Regions from separate parts of the Homo sapiens genome. Here all the other regions are linked to region 1. Evidence: read pairs that join two places in POLR2A ChIA-PET (ENCODE). Cell type or tissue: OCI-LY7. All regions are shown on one strand. Each heading gives the region's core, and the rest is flanking DNA. Links, peaks and the distances in the headings are about the cores only.

Region 1 (6,411 bases), core at 492-5,491:
GCCAGAGCCTGCTGTGGCCAGGCCCCACTTGAGCTGGGACTTGGGCTTCTGATTCCATTGGGTCTCATACAGACCTTTGTTTTATGGATATTTAAAAATCACAGAAATGCTAAAGGTCAGGCCTGGGACCCTTGTGACTTCTTTACTGGCCCAGTGGTCACCTCTTCCATCACAAAGGTCACTGAGTGTGGCTGGGCTGATGTGATTTACCTACCTTAAAAACCTTATGTACTATGAAGGAGAATTTAGTAATGCCTTTTTTCCTAACCTTCTTGTTTTTTTGATTTTTTTTAATCTTCTCCACCCCTGTTTTGTTACAAAACACCTCTGAGTCGGATTCTAGTCTCCCCGGAAGTCCTGGGTGGTAGAGGCTTTTCTTTGTGGTGATTATGGGCTCTCAATTAGAAATTAAGAGAGGCCTCCATAGCCAGCCCCTTTGGTCATAAAGCCATCATCTTGTCCTCTGGAAAGAGGTGATAAATGACACTCAAACAGAAGACTAGCTCTGCGGGAGACCCCGGCCCTGTGACTCTTTCTGTGTCATCTCAACCTCAGGCCAGGTGTGCACATCCCGCAGGAGCTCCAGTCACCCTTGTGAATGATCCTCATTCTCTGAAAACCAAAGAGCCTGCACATGGCTAATAGGACAAGCTGCAACTCCCCCAGAGGACTCACAAGGCCCTTTCTAGCCTGGCTCCCCACTTCCCACCTCATGCCTCTCCTGGTCCCTGGGAGTCCCCACCCCAGGCCTCTGTGCTCTGTACCCTCTTGTCTGCATTGCTCCAGAGCAGCTCAAATAACTCCCCTCTGGGAGAGTCCTCGGTGTGACCCTCTGCCCCACATTATAGGCATGTGCTCTCGGCGCTGTTCTGCAGCTGGCTCTGGGTAGCTGATGGAAAAGGGTCACCACCTGCTCATCCGTGTGCCCAGCAGCTCCCAGCACCATGCCTGATGCCAGATGGGAGCCTGGGAAGAGCTTGCTGAATAATGAAGGGGCCCTAGGTGTGCATGTGAAGGTCTGAGCAGTGCCTGGACTTGTCAGAGGCTAGAGGGGTCTGCCCAGGCCCAGGGTGGGTTTGGGTGTCTGCCTCTTTCCCGGCATCTTTTGGGAGATGCAGCGGTTGGCTGCATTGCACCACCAGTATTTGGGCAGAAGGGGTCTCTGTAGGTGCAGAACACAAGTTCTCAAGGCTGCTACAGTTGAAGGAAGCTACTTTGTAGTTGAATAGATTCAGACTTCTTGAAAACCCAGCTCATGCTCATTAACTGCTATCCTGGGAGGCACTCAGGACCTTTAGTTTCTTGAAAGCAATGCCCCCCTGCATTTGGCCTCCCATTGGAAGATATGTTTCAAGATCCCTCTCCACACAGAAGACAGTTTCTTGCCCCTCTCCTCGCATCCCAAAACTCACCTGTCCTTTTCTTTAAAATATTGTATGCAAAGGAGTTTCTCCTTGTATTTGTTTCTCCTTGCATTTGTAACAGATGTAATTGGGAAGTGATTCCTGAACTAACTTTTTCTCCTATTGTTACAGGTTAATGTCAACAATCAGAATACTAATATAGTAAGAGTTAATTAATTTTTTGGATTCATACATAATTTTTAAGTAATATGCCAACTGTCCAAATACTATGTACTGGTTTTCTTGCCTATTAATTTGATGCTTCCTTTTCATATAATTTTTCCCCATAATGAGATATCACCTTACAATAGTGAGGATGGCTGTTATCAAAAGAACAAAAGATAAAAAGTGTTGGTGAGGATGTGGAGAAATTCGAACTCTGGCGCAGATGGTGGGAATGTAAAATGGTATAGCCGCTATGGAAAACAGTAGGGAGGTTCCTCAAAAAGAGGAAAACAGAACTAATATAGGATCCAGCCATTCCACTTTTAGGTATTTATCCAAAAGAATTGAAATCATGATCTTGGAGAAATATTAACATGCTCATGTTCATTGTAGCACTGTCAAGATGAGCTAAGATGTGGAAACAACCTAAATGTTCATCAATGGGCGAATAAAGAAAATGGGTAGATACAGACAGTGGAATATTACTCGGCCTTAAAAAAAAATGAAAATCGTGCCATATGTGACAACATGGATGGACCTGAAGGACAGTATGCAAAGGGAAATAAGCCAGTCACACGAGCATTAACTGATTTTCCTACATGCAGTAAGCATCCTCTTAGTCATCTCTTCTTACTGATTCCCTGCCTCTATGGTAGCTTTTATTAAGGTGGTCGACCAAGAATGGGAATAATTATGGCTATTATTTGTTGGGCATTTATTCTGTGCCAGTCCAGGGCTATGTGGTTGACATTTCTCTTTCTAGTCCTCACGGTGGTCCCACCTGGTAAGTATGGGCATCAGTGTGACATGTGGCGGTGAGTCCAGGCTCCGGACTGCACCACATGCGTTCAGCCCTGTTTTTTTCAGTTAGCAGCTGTGAAGGCTTCTGACTCACTCCAGGCCCTAGTTTTCTTATTTGTACAAAGTGGGTACTAATAGCACACAAACTAGAGGGTTTTAGCAAGAACTAAATGAGCTAACACATGCTAAACACTTAGGACAAAGCCTGCACATAGTAAGCAATTAAAAAAATCACTTTGTATTCTACATTATACAGAAAGAGAAAGTGAGTTAGAGAGATTAAGTAACTTGTCTGTGCTGGAATTCAATCCAAGGCCTTTGACCTGTTTTATGCCAAAGCTCAATCTCTTCTCAACTATGTGGGAACATGCAGAAATAGCTTGTTGTTGTCAGAACTGGGTTTTGAATGCAGCTATTGGGTTTTGCCACACGCTAACCTGCCTTTGGGCCTAGATGGTGGTTTGTCTTGGCTGGTCGGATACGGAGGGCTGGAGGTTCCTCATTTTATCCTCTTTTACTGTACCCCTCTACGTTGGCCTTCAGGGGGCGCCATTGAGCTGTATTCGCTAGGTTCCAGGAGGAAGGACCTCAGTACAATTTGAAATTACACATGATGAAAAGAAAAACTCAAAGGCCGAAATCCAAACTGCTAAGACTTTTGTCTTTATGAAAAAACAGTTCCTGAAAAACAAAATTCCTCCCCTGGAAGAATGAGAGGACTTTTCAGAAGTCAAGGTTATTGCAATGTTTTTTTTTTTTTTTTTTTCTGTGCTCAACATATCTGTACTTAAAAAAAAAAAACAACAAACAAAAACTATAAAGTTACTTCAAAATAGAACAAAACAAAAAAGCACCAAAGACACTGAAATACAAAAACTTTGGAGACCGGAGATAATTTTCAGAACCTGCAACCTTAACCTTGTCAGGGAAGGTGTTCTAAAACCTGTCTCTCCATCCACAGAATAAAACAAATGTTTAACTCTGGTTAATGCTAACAAGGATCTAACACATCAGAGAGCATGGAAGCCCTGGAAAATAATTGCGACCAATTTTCCTTTGCTGATTTGCCAAATCTGAGGTTCCAGACGGCATGACTTCCCTGGAAGCATTCAACAGGAAAGCCCACCTGTCTCCATGGCCAGCCTTAGCCCACCTGGGGCCTTGCCACACCTACTATCTGACCTCTGGCCTAATCCCAATGCCAGCCTGTGAAGCCAGCTTCTATGTGGAACCAGTGCTCTTGGAGAATTGTCAAAGCCCTATGATGACCCTTTGTCCACAAATGGTGTACAGTCTGATCATTCTTTGTCTCTCTCTCTCCTCTCAGGCATACATTAAGTGTGGGAGAGAGCTATCCTGCTCAAAAGAGAGTGCTCCCCATTCTGACACATCTGGAAATCATCTGGCAAATGTCTTCTGACCGTCTCTGAGTGAAAAAGCCTTCGAGTGCATCAGCCCATTTCAGCTCCACAACTTTCTCTTGTGATCATCCCTGTTTTACAGGATATGGAGGGGTAAGGTGACTTCAGTGTCACCTAGCTCCTGGAGTCGCTATGTCGAGGTTCTGGCTCTTTTGATTTAAGTCCAGGAGTCTATAAATGACCAGATCTTCCACTTTTGCTGAGCAGAACCTGAGGCTGAAGCTAAAATTCACACAGCTTCATCCTTCATTGGCTGTCTCTCCTCACCTTTGCAGGGCTTCCTGGGGCTGTCCTGATAAGAGAACCTTTGCTATGATCCCCTCAAATCCCTCCCTTTGGCAAAATGATTAGGGCCTATCTGATGGAATGTGAGGTACACTCAGAAGTCCCCTCCAATCTCCCGCAGGGTCCCCGATTTTGATCTTAGCCTTCCTGGCTTCATGCTCACCACTACCTGCTGCAGCCCTGGCCAGAATCCTTCCATTCTGTAGAATGCAAACACCTTCAGAAGGGGATGGCTACTTTCATCCCTAAGGTCTTACTGTGATCTGGTTTAGAACTCTTTTCTTTGCGGAAGGGGGAAAACTAGGAGTAGGAAGCAAAAGGAGAAGGGTCAGGAAGTGCTAAGGGGAAGGGATGGGGTGCTGCCTTTCCATGTGGCTGACGGCCGAACTTGGTTCTGGGTGCATGGGTTCTGAAAGCACCCTCGATGACACAAAGTGTGTTTAAATACAGGGTGTCCTGATGTGGGATGCAAAACAACACCCACCCTCTCCCCCGGCCTACCCTCATAAGCCGAATATTAATTTTACACTCCACAAACACTTTGATGGCATCAATGCGGTATAACAGTACATTCTGTTTTCTGCCATGCAGTGTGGGTGATCACTCAGTGCTCTTCGGTAGTGATGAAAGAATCAGACTCCACTGCAGAAAACACCTCATTCTATTCTCAGAAGGTCAGTCATGAGAAATGGAGCTTTCTTTAAAACAGGCTTACAGAAAACAAAAACACGAACTTTTTAGCTTATTAACGAAAAAGCTCTCCATCTGCTTTTTTTTTTGTTGTTGTTAATAAACAGATATAGTTAATAGTTTACGGATTTTAGCTGTGGTTTTTCCTTTTTCGTTTGTTTGTGAAATGTTTTTGCTTTTCAGTTTTAAGAAGAAATTTCACACCTCCCTCTGAATTTCTCATGACTTTGACTGCTGAGCTAAACTTGCCATTCTTGTACCCCGTGCTGTGCTGATAAGAGAATCTTTGCTCTGTAACCCTCAAACACAAATATCTCCCAAATGTGGAGACATTTCAGGATCTCTCCACAAATACAATCTTTAAGACTTACACTTTGGCAAATCTTCAAGCCCCAAACACCTTGCCACTCCATCAGTGGCCCTAATTCAGAGTGTATACCTCTCTGAAGGCCACCGGGGTGTGATCACGTGGGAGACATCTGAGCAATCTCCAGGGTCACTGGGCAACCCCAGACACACACAACCTGCCCAGAGGGGCCTGGTGTATTTCTTTCTCAGGCGGCAGCTGGATTCTAACTTACTGCAAACAGGTCACATTCAGTGACTTGACGCACAGATGGGACATGGCAATGTCAAGCAGCACTCTTTCTTCATCGCTGTCCCTATTTCTTCCCTCAGTGTTTCAGCCAGGGTGGTCCTGATAAGAACTCTGTGGGCAACCAAGTTCAGCTCCTGAGCTCATTTAGGGTAGATGTGGAAGGAGCTAGGTGAGGAAGGAGGAGAGCAGGCTCTGGAAGGGCGTGGCAGCCTCCCTGTCATTCTTTCTCTCTCCTCCCCTTTTCCTCCCTACTGTCCTTACATGAACGGTTTTCCTGGGTTTATCCTCTTCTCCTATAGGTGATAAAATCTCCCCCACCTCTCACAACACCTCCAATAAGGACAAAGGAGGGCTGGCATGCTCCTTCTGGTGGTCATTTGTTGCAGGACACCAGTATAGACTGTCACCCAAGTAGCAAGAAGAGAGGGGTCTCTTTTGATTTCTGGGGCGAGCCTGGCACTGATCTGGCTGGCTTACATGACTCAGCCAGGCTCAAGCTCCCCCGTGTCCCATGGCGGGAGGGTGTTTGCAGCTGTGAGTAGGTCCAGTCACAGTGACCCCAGCAGCGCCAGGTCAGGGTGGGCGGTGGGGCAGCGGGCGGGGGCGGGGGGCCTGGCAAGCCCCAGTTTCTGCTGTTGCATCTGCTGGATTCAAGCCTTGGCAACCAACTCCACCCGCTTAACAACAATTCATGGCATCTCATTACTCTTTCCTTTTCACTTTAGTTAGTAACTGGGTTCAGCCCAGGAAACTCTGGCTTCCAATCCTTGAGTGTTTTGACTTGGGGACCGTAAACTGTCTGATTTCTTGGACAAACATAATCTTGAGGAACTTTTCTCTTTACACAATGGCTAGGCTCTGTGAATGTCATGGCTCCCCATTCAGGCCTTGGTAGATTTTTTTCCCCCTTCCTACAGACGTCAAACTACTTAAAATAAATATTCCCTTTGGTTTTCGGGGCTCTTTCCTTTGGATTACTCACCTTTATCTTGGATTGGACGGCAGCTGGAAGGCAGAGATAGGGTTCATGGTGACTCTTGCACAGAGG
Region 2 (6,411 bases), core at 795-5,794, 99 kb before region 1:
TGTGCAGATGTAAGTTTCAGAGCCACTGAGTTAGGTACTCAGTGAAAAAAAAAAACCTCTTGCAATCAAATTTGATTGGAAAACGCTGCAGACTGCATTGTGCGGCCCTTTCCCTTGGAGCTTCAGGATCTCCATTAGTATATTCAAGGCTCTGATAAGTCCTGATGCAAAGAGACTTGTTTAAGTTCCTTTGAATTTCCCACACTCAGTTGAACACAGAATCCTGTTTTGAGAAAGCAGCTTTGAGCATCCCTTGGACACATTTGAGAAGCAATGAGATGCTTTAGTAAGAGCCACTATTGCAAGTCGCTGAAGGACTCTACTTCTCTAGATCTGATTTTTCCTCTCTTTCTCTGCCACAAACCTCCCAAACAATTGTAAAAGGAAGTGTGCTTCTCTGGGCAAAACAAGGGCATGTCAAGCCCAAGAGATCATTTACTTTTTTCTTTCTTTTTTGGTAACTAGTTGGTTTTTTAGAATCATAACTTGCTTTGGTTATGTGTTGGAAGCAACGAAGCATATTCCTCTCATCTTAATCATTTTTGTGTAAATGTCATGTAAAAAAGTGGGGCTTTCCTTGACTTCTCCAATCCCAGGCTTGTATCTATCCGGCCTTAACGTCTTTCTCAGAGCACTCTAGTTTTTCTTCATAATACCTACCACATGTATAATTAGATATTCACCTATGCAAAAGTGTGATTTGTGTCGCTCTCCCATTGGACTACACTCAATGGAGGCAGGGTCTTCCTCTGTTTTGTTCACCTGTGTCCCCAAGGACTTAGCACAATGCCTGGCAGAGTATGCACTCCAAAACTATTTGTCACATGAAAGACTTTCAAAGTTTTTATTTAGCAGCCCATATAGAACATGAGAGTCAAAATGACATAGACTCACGTTGGTTCTGTCTGCCCATCAGAATTTCCTGAAAAGCTTTTTTAAGATGCACGGTTCTACCTTAGATGTCCTAGATGAGAAGGGGGGAAGATAGCTGGAGAATAATCTGGTACTGATTGGCTGAATGGATGGAGAAAGAAGGGAACCAGTGAATTTTTTTCTGGCCTCTTCTGCTATAGGATTTTAGACAAGGCTCAGCATGCTTTGGTGCCTTAATTTATTTCACTGTTTAGTAAAGCTGGAGTCACATTTACCACTCATCTCTTCTCCAAAATTGCATGACATGTCTAGTTAAGCAATTTTTGTTTCTTTTCTTTTCTTTTCTTTTTTTTTTTGAGATGGAGTCTCGCTCTGTCCACCAGCCTGGAGCACAGTGGCACGATCTCGGCTCACTGCAACCTCCGCCTCCCGGTTCGAAGTGATTCTCCTGCCTCAGCCTCCGAAGTGGCTGGAATTACAGGCGTGTGCCACCACACTAAGCTAATTTTTGTATTTTTATTAGAGACAAGGTTTTGCCATGTTGGCCAGGCTGATCTCGAACTCCTGACCTCAAGTGATTTGCCCGCCTCCGCCTCCCAAAGTGCTGGATTACAGGCCTGAGCCGCTGCGCCCCATCTACTTAAGCATTTTGAAATCTTAAAATAGGAGACGGTTCTGAGGTCAAATCACGATGACCGTTTCTAGCATGATGGCTTTTCAGCACATGGCTATGAACTTTGGGTTTTGCCAAATGATTTTTCATGCAAGTTCACTCAGGAAGGGTTTTTTTGTTTGTTTTTTGTTTTATTTTTGTTTTTTGTTTTGTTTTTGTTTTTTGTTTGTTTTTTCTGACACGGCCCCTTTAACAGAAAAAAAAAAGGGCTGCTCAATTTGTTAACCACCCTTTCATACTTGACCTCTTGTTTTGTGGTGCAAAAGTTACACGAGCAGACCGTTAGACAAGCACACTGGCTCGCTGGTGTGTTTTGCACCATCTATCTGCAGCCAGGCAACCTGTGCTCAGAGAAGATGAGAGCAAACTCACCAACCCCCCCACATTTAGGTCCTAAGGGCTCCCTGCCCCTGAGCAGTGCTGGGGTTAGTCCAGCCCAGGTCATAAGCAGCACAGGAAGCAGAGGGCATGGCTAATGTACATGTCACCGTGTGGCTTATGGTCACAGCCTCACCCTACCTTCAAACCTGTGCAAGCTGCAAGAGCAACAGGAAACGGCCAAGCGTCTATATATAGCCACATTGAACTTATCCAAAGGTGCTGTTTTGCACAGATTATTATGAACTTCTTTCACGGGGAGAGGACATGATGGCATGTGCCTTTTCCTCAGGACCTCTCGAAGCACTTGTAAAATTAACTACTCCACCTGAGAAGGAAGAAGGATGTTACACCTTTTGGTTTCTTCATTTTCAAGGCAAACAGACTGGTGCCTTTTCTTTTGCAAAAGATTTCCGGACACATTCAGCAAAGGCTAAGAAAGGATGGGAAACGGCAATGGAAGCATGCAGGATTTCTGTGAGCCTCTAAATACAGCCCATTGGGAAAACCATTCATTCCATAGATTGAGTTTCCCTTGAAAATCATTAATTAGTCTTTGCTTCTCCCTAATACATTTCCCTGGCAAATAAATAAATACACCCCTTCGTGGTGTATCCATCACGCAGCCCTTGGTGTAGCTCTCCCAAGATCCCAAGAGGCAGAGACAAAAGGAGTGGGTGTCAGGGCTTGAAGGGCCCAGCACCACAGACCACCTTTGTTCTCAAAGGGAAGCCTTCAAAAAGAAATGAAAACATGTGTCTGTTCCAGAGCCCTTCTTTACTGCTTTGGAAGTGACTTTCTGGGACTGCCAGTGTATTTATCAGCATTCTAGAATAGAATGCATGTTCTTGATACTGAGCCTGACTTTAGTAGCACCGATTTGCTCCTTACCCAGCTCTTCTCCCTATTGAGTAAGCACAGAAATGAATAGGATGAGCAGCGCAGCTACTGAGAGGCTGACCCACAAAGGTGAGCGTAAACGTGTGGCCTACACCCGCAGTCTGGGTGACCTCAGCCAATTAGGAAACCTCTTTGAGATTCCAGTTTTCATCTGTAAAATAGGGTTGTGAGGATGGAATGAGAGGATATAAGTAAAGTTTTTAACACAGTACACACTTAACAAATGCACAATACAAGGTAGGCATAGTCAAGGTGGTGATAATATACAAATCAGAGTGGGACTTGAGAACAGAAAGAATCCAGATTTCAAGATTTTCGACTTTTCTGTTTCCTGAAACTTCCCTTGCTAACTCAGTTGGCTAGCTCTGGCAACATGAATGAACTTTGTGTTCTGATATTAGAAATGTTTCAAGGTCAAATGCCAGATCAACATAGTTTCCTCAGAGCACTCCCTAACACAGGGCCACTTAATCAACATGGTGCCTAAAAGGTGCAGTTCTTCTGTTCTGAAAAGGCATTAAAGTTATAGAATTGCATTTTGAAAAAATAAGCATCTCTTTAGCAAAAATCATTCTGGAGAACAAGGTCAAAATGCTTCCCATCTCCACAGTCCCACCAGCCAGTACCTGGGACATGCTCTTCCAGCCTGGTTCTCAAGAACCGGGCTCTTGGAATGGGGAAGGAGAGGTGAATGATCTGGTTGCCATCCTTTTAAAAAGGGGTGACAGGTATGTGCATTGATTTAGTGTACATGACGACTGGTAAAAGGACACCAAAGGGAGCAAAAGGGGACCTCAGTTGTCCTGAGTCCTGAGTTCATTCTGGAGCCTGCTTGGTGCACTCGTGTTTCCCCCGGGCAGTGCCATATGCCTCACATACCTCCACTCTGATCCTTTTCTTTTCCCACCTCTTTAAATGCAAAGCATCGCCAACCATTGTTCAGTCTCATCACTGAAAGCTGAACACACAGTGGCAGAGGCCAAAGCCTGTGGCTGTGTGTGCCTGAGATTAAGACTTTTATCTGATCTTTGACAACTTGCAGAGGAAATCCTGTTCCAAAACTCACAGCCCTGAGAGAAGGGTTGCCAGCAGTTCTTCCCTCCCACCTGTGAGATAAATCAGGGCACTTGAAATGCGAACATGGTTGATAAATATAATAAGCTTGCCTCCTCTCGCTCCATTAATCTCTCCCCCTACCTTTTTTCTTTGAACCATGGAGCACAACAAAGTCTCTTGGCAGAGCCGGGCTGGGAGTCCTTTGTGTTGCCCTCGTACACATCCGATTACAAAGCAGAGGTGCCTAGCAGAAGAATCCCTGCAGCTGAAACTCAAATGACCGTCCTGTCTTTAGGATTCACGCAGGAGCTCAGCCAGCTCTTTCTAAACCGAGGCAGACACGGGTAGCTGTGTCATATCTGTGTAGACCCAAAGTGGTTCTCAACTCCTTGAGTCAAAGAACATCAGGCAGAAGGGTGTGTCTCTGGCGGTTGGAGTAGAGGTTGCAAAAAGTTGTAGGTTCCTCTCATTTCCTTCACCCCACCCTTGGCTAGGGGACTAATTGAATGTGGTTAGTTCTAGATGGTTCATCATATCCCTGGACTTGATGTAGCCAAGGCAGGTTTACCTGATACTCAGGTACAGCTGGGATGCCCACCAGGGCAAATGGGGAGTGCAAATGAGAATTTCTGTGCCTGAAGGGAAGAATCCCAATACAGAACGCACTGGAACGTTTGCCTTGACTCTGCTCCTTGTTTGGCTTCCCTTACTGCAAAACAGGAGTGGCTCTGGTCACAAGGACACTCAGGGCATACTGGGTGCCCAAGGGGAATGGACAAGAGAAGGCATAGAACCTGCCTCAGGGAGATTTTACTCACAGGGGCCACTGCAGTTATGGAAGAAATGTTGTTCAAAAAGTGTCCAAGCGTCAACACGCAGGAGCACCACCAGCAGCAGGCCAGAGAGGGCGGTCCAGCTCCAGAGGTGACACAGCTAAGAGGTGCGGCCTCTGCCGCAGCACCCTCATTGCGCAGCAAAGGGACACACAGGTGATTACTAAGCTCTTTTTGGCTCTGGCGTCCCATGGTTCTGTGACAGCCTCTGCCAGATAGTTCATTAAGGATGAGGCCAGACCCTCCCTGCTGCCTCCCAAAGGGAATCCGGAAGTGCACTGCCTAGGCCAAGGCATGCCCATGTCCTGGCCGCTCCACCTGCGTGGTGAGCTGGGTGGAGACAGCGTTAGCCCCCGGCCTGCTGCACTATCAGACTCCATGGCATTTGGGGCTGCACCCTGTGATTCCTCTTAAAGCGGAGCTACTCTGCTGAAGGCCCAAGGGAGAGGGCCACGTTTTGTGTTTTGTTTTGTTTCAGCTTGTGAGGAAAATGAACTTGCTAGTCAGTATGGAACTGGCCTGAGGGGAAGTGGGTCAGGGAGGGAAGCTTTACTTCTGGCCGGTGTGGGACAGAGAAGAGAGCAGGAATGCCTGCTCTTCTCCCCGCTTTAACTCCTTACCTCTCCACTTAGACAAAGCTAGGTCAGACATAGAGGACAGGTGCCTCTTTTGCTCTGAGATGGGCTGTGGTTGTGGGACAGGGTGGCTGGATGCAGTGGTGTGCTGGAACTGGCTCATGAGGTTCCTGAGAGCCAGTTGCACGCATCTCTTCTCAACTGCATGCCCAGTGGGAGCTTGAAGCTGGGCATCATGAAATAAGTGCAAATTACACAAACCTGGAGAGCCAGTTGTTAAGTGTTTATGAACACATGTGGCTGAATGCACCTCCTTCTCAATCAGATGGGACTTAAATCTATGTACCAAGGTCTTGGGCTGCAGCAAGTCAGCCTTTGAAGCTGATACATCAGCCCTTTCCGCAACCACTACTCTAGACCTGGCCCTTGGGCTCTGTCCAGGTCCTGGCTGCCTGCATCTCACGGAAAGGTTGAAACAGGGCCTGACTTGCTGAGATCAGCATCTAGACCACCCAACTCCTTACACTCTTCCTCTTGAGGACTTAAAGTGGCTTGCTATCGCTGGTTTTCTAATCCATAAGCTATAAAGTATATACATAATACTAGCCATTATTGATTTAGGAGCTACTGTTTGCCAGGTATGGAACTAAGGACTTTGCGTAAGTTATCTCGTTTCATTCTCACCATAGCCTTATGAAATAATTTCCTCATTTTATAGTTCAGGAAGGTGAGGCTTGGGAGGTTACCCAGCTTATAAGTGGCAGAGCTAAGATCTCAACTCAGATCTGATTCTGAAGTGTGCTCCTTCCAAAATCTACATTCTTTCAACTACGGACATGCCTATTACTAATACAGAAGAGGATTCTCCCTCTTTGAAAATATATCCAAATATTAACGCCAGGCAGGACCTTCAAGAGTGGCACAGCTCCCAGGGCCACCATGCAATCAGTATTGCCCTTCCCAAAGACACAGCACCCTCCCCTGCAGAACACACTTCCTCTTCCCCCCTCTGCCCCAGCCGTTGTCCCTCCCCTCCTTCAGAACTTAACTTCCTCCTTGAAGCGTTCTGTCATTAACCCCATTCCGTTTTGATCACTTCACTAACTTTGCTTCTCCTCAAATA
Region 3 (6,411 bases), core at 415-5,414, 340 kb after region 1:
TATGTAGCCCTCGAGGGCTGAGGCTTTAGGAATGTTCTCATCCTACACTGGCATGATTCTCAGTAGGTTCGGACATTTGTGCCTCTTTTCAGCACATGGACAAGCGCGGTGGCCCCATGTCTATGTGCTGGGAAGAGTATCATGATGACCTGGAATTCAGTGTTAGTTCAGAGCTATTATCAGGGATTTTCTGAAAGACAGCCAAAGAAAAGAGGCTGAAATTACTTGCAAGTAATTTAGATATTATTTGCCTAATTTTTGCATGAAACCTACATGACCATGGTGTCATATTTAATCATTTTCTGTTCTCTCTCTGCCTATCTCTCCTTCTCTCTTTTTTCTTTCCCCCGTCTTCCATTTTTGCAAAAGTAGAGACACAAGTTACCGGAAGACTCAATTGTCAGAGTTCAAAGTCTTTGCTAAACATTTGACATTTGACAGCGTGTCCCCCCGCCTTCCTCCGCACTCTCATCTCGCTTGCATGGGCACAAGCCTCAGAGAGATAACCATATCAGGCAGAATAAATGAAGCCTGTTTCCTTCTAAATTTGCTTCCTCCTACACAGTATGGCTATGCACTCTGAGGTTGGCATGCACTTTACCCCAGAGCTCTCTCTGTTGACTTTTAGGTGGGGTAGTAGGCTAGACATAGTTAAAGAAAAAACAAAAAACGAACAACAATAAAACCCCATGTACATTCACCAGACAGAAATCATGGACATTTTGAACCAGAAAAGCCATCACAGAAAGTCTTGTCTAACATTCTTATTTTATAGACAAAGAAACTGAGGCCTGGAGAAGTGCAATGAATTGTCTGAAATCAGAGTTTGCTGTGAATAGAGCAAGCATGAGAACTCAGAATTCTCTTAATACCAAGTTTGCTATTTTTCTCTGCCTTAACACAAAGGCTCAGAAACTACATGTTTCAGCAGTAACACTGCAATTCCAGATAGGGGACTTCTCCAATATCCAGGGAGGCTGGATCAGCAGTAACACTGCAGTTCCAGATAGGGGACTTCTCCAATATCCAGGGAGGCTGGATCAGCAGTAACACTGCAATTCCAGATAGGAGACTTCTCCAGTATCCAGGGAGGCTGGATTCTCCCACACATTTATCAGGAAACACATAAAAGCCTTATCCTCTAGCAACTTGCCTTGGGGGAGGTCTGGAAGAGCTGCTTCCGACCTGACTTGGGGTCTGAGTGAGAGGAAAGCAGCGGGGTATGGCATATTTTGCGCATCAGCTTCTCCCGTTCCCTGAGTGGCATTATCCAGGATTTGCAGGGGGCAGCCCAGCCCTTCTTCTCTTAGAAGCCCCAGCTTGCCGAGGGCCAGTCGGGACTAACTTCTTGCTCATCAGAAGGCAGCACCATGACAGAGAGGAAAGGAAGCTGGAGCTGCTGGAGGCAGGGCTGGGCTCCCGAGCAGGAAGGGCATGCAGTTCCCTGCTTCATGCAGTGTGGGGCTATCCAAAATTATTGTCTAAAATACCCTTTAGAGGAATAGAAATGCCACTGCTGACGTTCTTTACTTTAGGTCTTTAGGGGATTTTAGAATGGAATCTAAAGAAAAATGGAAATGACTCCCCCAGTGGTAATGGTCTCCATGTGATTAGAAGCATGGATAAGGATGAAACTTGGAAAGGGAAAATGATGAGAACCCCCCAAAATCTTCACCTCCTCCATCCTCTTCTTTCTGGCATGTGCTTGTGGATGGACAGACAGATAGCACCCCTCCAACCCACACAAACCTGTGGTGCTGTCTGGAAGACCAGAAGGGGTTGCCTGGGCCTCCTTCATCGGCCACCATCTGGCTTAAGCAAATCTCTCACTCGGAGCCAACACCCTGCCCCTCCCTGTGCCACTTGCGTAGGTGCCCAACAGCTTCAAGATAGGAGCCTCCTTCCTCCCCTGTTGCTCCTCACTTCTGGGGCTCAGCAAGGATGTTCATAGCTCCTAGCCGACCTTCTGCTTCTCCAGGGATGGGTGTGTCTGGCCTGCCACGGTTCCCGTGGACACCGGCAGCCCCCCTTGCAAACTCTGTTCCTGCTCTTCGAGTGCATTCTTGGCCCACACAACCAGCCTCTAAGGTGCCCCCGCTGCAGGAGAGCCTCCCATTCACTGGCTCGCCACTCCGCCTGTGTGCTTCCCAGCCGACCAGGGCGAGTTTTCAGAAAACTATTTTTAGAAAGAGTAACCTCAGAATAAACACCACTCACCAGATGCTGGTGTTTTTCTGGGGCAACCAAGCTGAGGATCATTTGTTTAAAGAGAAAGGTGAAACAGACAACGTTGCTCTTTTGGCCTGGGATGGTTTGCAGACTGCTGGGTTTTACTCCCTCTAGCGGCATGATTTTAGAAGACATGACACTGCCTTGACCCAGACTAATAACCATATTCTATAATGGCCGGGATATTTGAGATAACTCAATTTTACTTGACATTTAGGCTTCTAGTTTGATGCCAAGTAAGGACAGATTTAATCCTAAGTTTACAGGTACAAACATGTGTTAAGACTAATAGGACAAACTCTCTGCATCATTGTCTTATCCCTGCAAGGGTTGATGAATAAAATTCTATTTTGAAAAAGAGATGTTATAGTAAAACTGCTGGATATCTTTGATTATATAAAACTTATTCCCTACAGAAGACCTACATGTAATTTTGTACTATGTATCACTTTCCTAAATAAGTGGATGGGATAAGGAAGAACAAATTAGAAGAGGGACTTGTGAGTCTAATGTTGGCAAGAAAACAGAACAAAACAACATAAAGCCTTCTGATTGTAAGACTTGAGAGACCAGAAACACCTAAGAGGCATCAAAGTGTGTCTCTCTTTGAAAGTTGTAATCATATTTCTAATCATTATATTTCTTAGTGAATTTGGTACAATCACAAAATGACAACAGAACAAAATGCAATGACTTTTTGTAGACCTTCCTTCTCAATTCCAGGATTCTACAATCCAGCCCCATTTCTCTGATTGGAAGAAAACTGTAAATGAAAAGATTGTCACTGGCCTGAAGACGTTAGTCCTCTGATTAGCAGAGCTTATCAGTGTGGAAAATAGTCAATGGACAATGATCTAGTCATATCATAAATGACTGGATTTCTCCTACAACCTGGGTGTTACTGAGCTGCAGACTAAAACCAAAACGACTGTGGGTGACCAGAGGGAAAACGCTTGAAGTCATCAATCAGTTAAATCATGCTCATATCTCAGCTCATTTTGAGTCAGGCTTTGCACATGACAGAACTGCATTCATTCAACAGAAAGCATTCCATTCACAAAGAGTTCAGCTAAACCGACACTTGATTCATTATGAGTTCTTTTGCGGAAGGAGCGGTTGGTTTTCCAGAGTAACAGCCTCGTCTCTGACAGCCCTTTTCTCTGTATTCACGTTCACCATTTTTGTATGTTTCTGCCCACAGCTTATCCAACTTTCAGCAACCACTGATGGGGAGACTAGAATGCTGGTTTCCCTGTGGCACATGAGTAGTACATGATACTTTTTGTCCTCTAAAGTGGATTGTCACCAAGAACATGTCGGTGCTAATTTCCCCGAAGCATTGGTCTGTTTTCCTTTGCTGCAGTAGAAAGGAAGACCTATATACTATGTTACCCTGAGGGCAAAATTATTCCTGGTTTAAAACCACTGACTTAAGGAGAGGTACTGGGAATGAGAGAGATTTTATTCTTTCTTTTTTTCTGTTTATATTTTCAACAATTATAGCACACCTAAACTGTGGCGTAGGCCTTGGGGATCAATAGCGAACAATGATAAATTCCTATCGTCAAGTAACTTGTATTCTGGTATATGTGTACAACAGGGACGGATGGTACACAGCAACAAATACATGAGTATTCCTGATAGTGATAATGTTATGAAGACACTAACACAAGGTAGTGAGCAAGGGAGTAACTATGTCAGCATGAACAAAGTGCAGGGACCATGGAGAGCTCTCAGTGCCAGCTCTTGCATTTAGCTGAATCTCGGATCATAGCAGGCAAGAGATAGCCACTGGTGGTGGTGGCCCCGGTGCTGGTGGCAGTGGATGTTGTGAAAGACAGTAATATGACCAAAGTTATGGTTTTATAAGTTTCTTTTGATAGTGATCTGTTTGCAGGATATTGGAAAAGAGCAAAGCCATGGAAACCAAGAAATTGGTTAAGAGGTTGTGTAATTATCAAGAAAAATGGCAATAAAAGCCTGAGCTGGGTGATGGCAGTGGGAATGGAAAGAAAGGATTAATGAGAGAAACTGCGAATAGAAATTTACAGCAGAGTTCACCTGAGTTTTAGATTTAACTGATTATTTTAAAAAATAACCCTGTGTAATTTTGTCCCATGAGGACATTAAAACAAATGAACACTACCATCAATTCTGCTTTATGAAAATGAGACGGTGTTAACACATGAAAAGGCAGACAAGACATAATCTCGCTACAAAGGGCAGTCCTCTAGGTTAATAAGTTTTTAGTTTTGTGCTTAACCCACTGGACTGTCTTATTTTTGTCATTGCATTACAGACCAGTAACCATTATATACAAGTCTGATATTATTCTAAGATTGGCATTTTACAGCCTGTATGTTCCAGGCTTACCTGAAAACATGATGGATCAGGAGGCTGAAAGAAAAAAAAAAGTGATGTAAATGATGACTCCCAAGTTTTGTACTTACTTGAACAAGAATTTGAGAGAATCATTAACAATGACAAAAAAATAGGAAAAATGAGAGGTAGCTTTGAAATAAGGACTGTAAGTCTGGAGTGAAGCCTGATAAATTTAAGATATCTGAGGAACATTCCTAATAAAATAATGAAGAGTTGTAAGCATAGTATTGAGATTAAGGATGAGAGTCCGAGTGACACATATAGATTTTGGAATTGTTCTAATGAAAGTAATTGAAGCCATCAGGGTGAGCACAATATCAAGGGGAGAAAAAGGAAGGAAAGTGGACTCAAACCAGAACATTAGAGAAAATTATCAGGCAAGACTTAGCCAGAACTCCAAGGTTAGAGGAACCCAAAATAGTCAAGGGCTTTTGTAAAACAAAACAGCCAGGTGTCAATGAATGAATTGATAGTAAGACAATTGAGGCCAGAACCATAAATATCCTCTTTCTGGATAACCGTGAGAGGAAGGTCTGAAGATAGTTCATTTGTTAGTAACAAGAGCTGACAAAGCGTAACGAAGAAGGTCCTTAGATAACATGTGCTTATTATGGATCAAATCAGCACCATGCTATGAATTTCTTGAGCTACTCTTGGATGCTGGGGAGTGGGAAAAGAGAAAACAGGAGGCAGAAGCTAGCACTAGAAGTAAGAAGAACAGCCAAGCACATGAGGATTCCAGCGTTTGAAAGAGAGAAGCACTGACAAGGCCACCTCAGGACCAGAAGTGGGCAGGAAAATGGGAAATCAGGGATTCACTGAGGGACAACAGATCACAATGAAGGGTGAGAAATTGCTGTGGCCTTATTGTGATCAGAAGGCAGGAGGCCTGATATTAAGGTGAATTCCAAAAGCATGAATGCATGTGAGTTTTGCTTACCAACTCTGCGCCTCACTATTATGATCCTAATAGTCAATATGACATGCGAGCTCCTTGTCCTCATGGAGCTGTGATCTATAGCAATGGCAGGAGGCAGAAAGAAACAGACAATATGAAAAAAATAAGTAAAGAAAATATCAGGTGGTGATGATGATATAAACAGAGTGATGTGACTGAAGGTGGCTGGGGTTACCATACACTAATTGGGAAAGGAAGGTCTCAAAGAACAGCTAAGTCAACACCTGAATGACTAGATAGAGGCAACCATGTGATAAGAGATCACAAGAAATGCTCTAGCATTGGGGGATAAAAGGAAAAGAGGCATCAAGGATAACTTCTAAACTTTTGGCTCAAACAACTGCAGGTCCTGTTTACAGAGATGAGAAAGACTACAGAGGAGCAGATTTGAAGTGGGTGAGGGTGAGGATTGGCATTATAGAAAATCAGGAATTCTCTTTTGCCACATGAAGATGTCAAATGCTGGTCCTGGAAATGGTTCTAGGCACAAAGAGAGCATAGATGAAGGCCAAAGGGTTTTAAGGTCAGAGTATTAAGAGTAAAGAACCTTAGCTTGCAATATGAATCATAAATGTCATTCTTGTTCAATGTCTTGAGGTTGTTACAGATGCGGGCAGGATGCCAGTTGAGAAGAAAAATCCAAAACTAAAACAATAAACTTGAATTGAAATTGCAAGGAACAAGGGTTGAATGTCCTGATGACATCCTAAAGGCTAGTGGATAATGGATAATTGGGAAAGGGATATGGAGGTAGACTCCATATATAGTAGCAGTTGATAGAAATTAAATATATTTCCTTAACAATATTTACAATATTTGGCAATTGAGCAAAGTGCTTGTTA

What was found. Peaks named below come from ENCODE experiments on the same cell type or tissue, not always from the same donor. Only the 100,000 strongest peaks of a DNase experiment are listed, where the experiment ranks them.
Region 2: POLR2A ChIA-PET joins it to region 1 with 11 read pairs; 4 of 35 experiments call an interaction of 5 or more read pairs at or near these places.
Region 3: POLR2A ChIA-PET joins it to region 1 with 13 read pairs; 14 of 35 experiments call an interaction of 5 or more read pairs at or near these places.

The regions. Positions count from the first base shown.
Region 1 is chr11:128,627,059-128,633,469 of GRCh38, reverse strand. No RefSeq gene overlaps it. Among named protein-coding and RNA genes, the nearest start is that of ETS1, 43 kb to the right of the region's middle. RefSeq lists an enhancer at 4,987-5,196. In OCI-LY7, for the core only: CTCF peaks have their summits at 1,137, 2,713, 2,915 (motif pointing right), 5,163 and 1 weaker place; DNase peaks (open chromatin) are centred at 1,189, 2,429, 2,919, 5,249 and 4 weaker places; H3K4me3 peaks cover 1,480 bases; H3K27ac peaks cover 3,429 bases.
Region 2 is chr11:128,726,821-128,733,231 of GRCh38, reverse strand. All of the region lies in intron 1 of FLI1 (Fli-1 proto-oncogene, ETS transcription factor), which reads right to left. Among named protein-coding and RNA genes, the nearest start is that of SENCR, 34 kb to the right of the region's middle. RefSeq lists enhancers at 6,263-6,322, 6,343-6,411. In OCI-LY7, for the core only: no CTCF peak of the experiment used is centred there; DNase peaks (open chromatin) are centred at 2,071, 3,881 and 4,301; H3K4me3 peaks cover 3,865 bases; H3K27ac peaks cover 5,000 bases.
Region 3 is chr11:128,286,131-128,292,541 of GRCh38, reverse strand. It overlaps LOC124902786 (a long non-coding RNA gene), which reads right to left and starts at 2,253. Exons shown (of 2, transcript XR_007062945.1): 1 at 2,218-2,253. RefSeq lists an enhancer at 1,879-2,298. In OCI-LY7, for the core only: CTCF peaks have their summits at 2,131 and 2,340; DNase peaks (open chromatin) are centred at 531, 1,831 and 2,301; H3K4me3 peaks cover 1,862 bases; H3K27ac peaks cover 1,490 bases.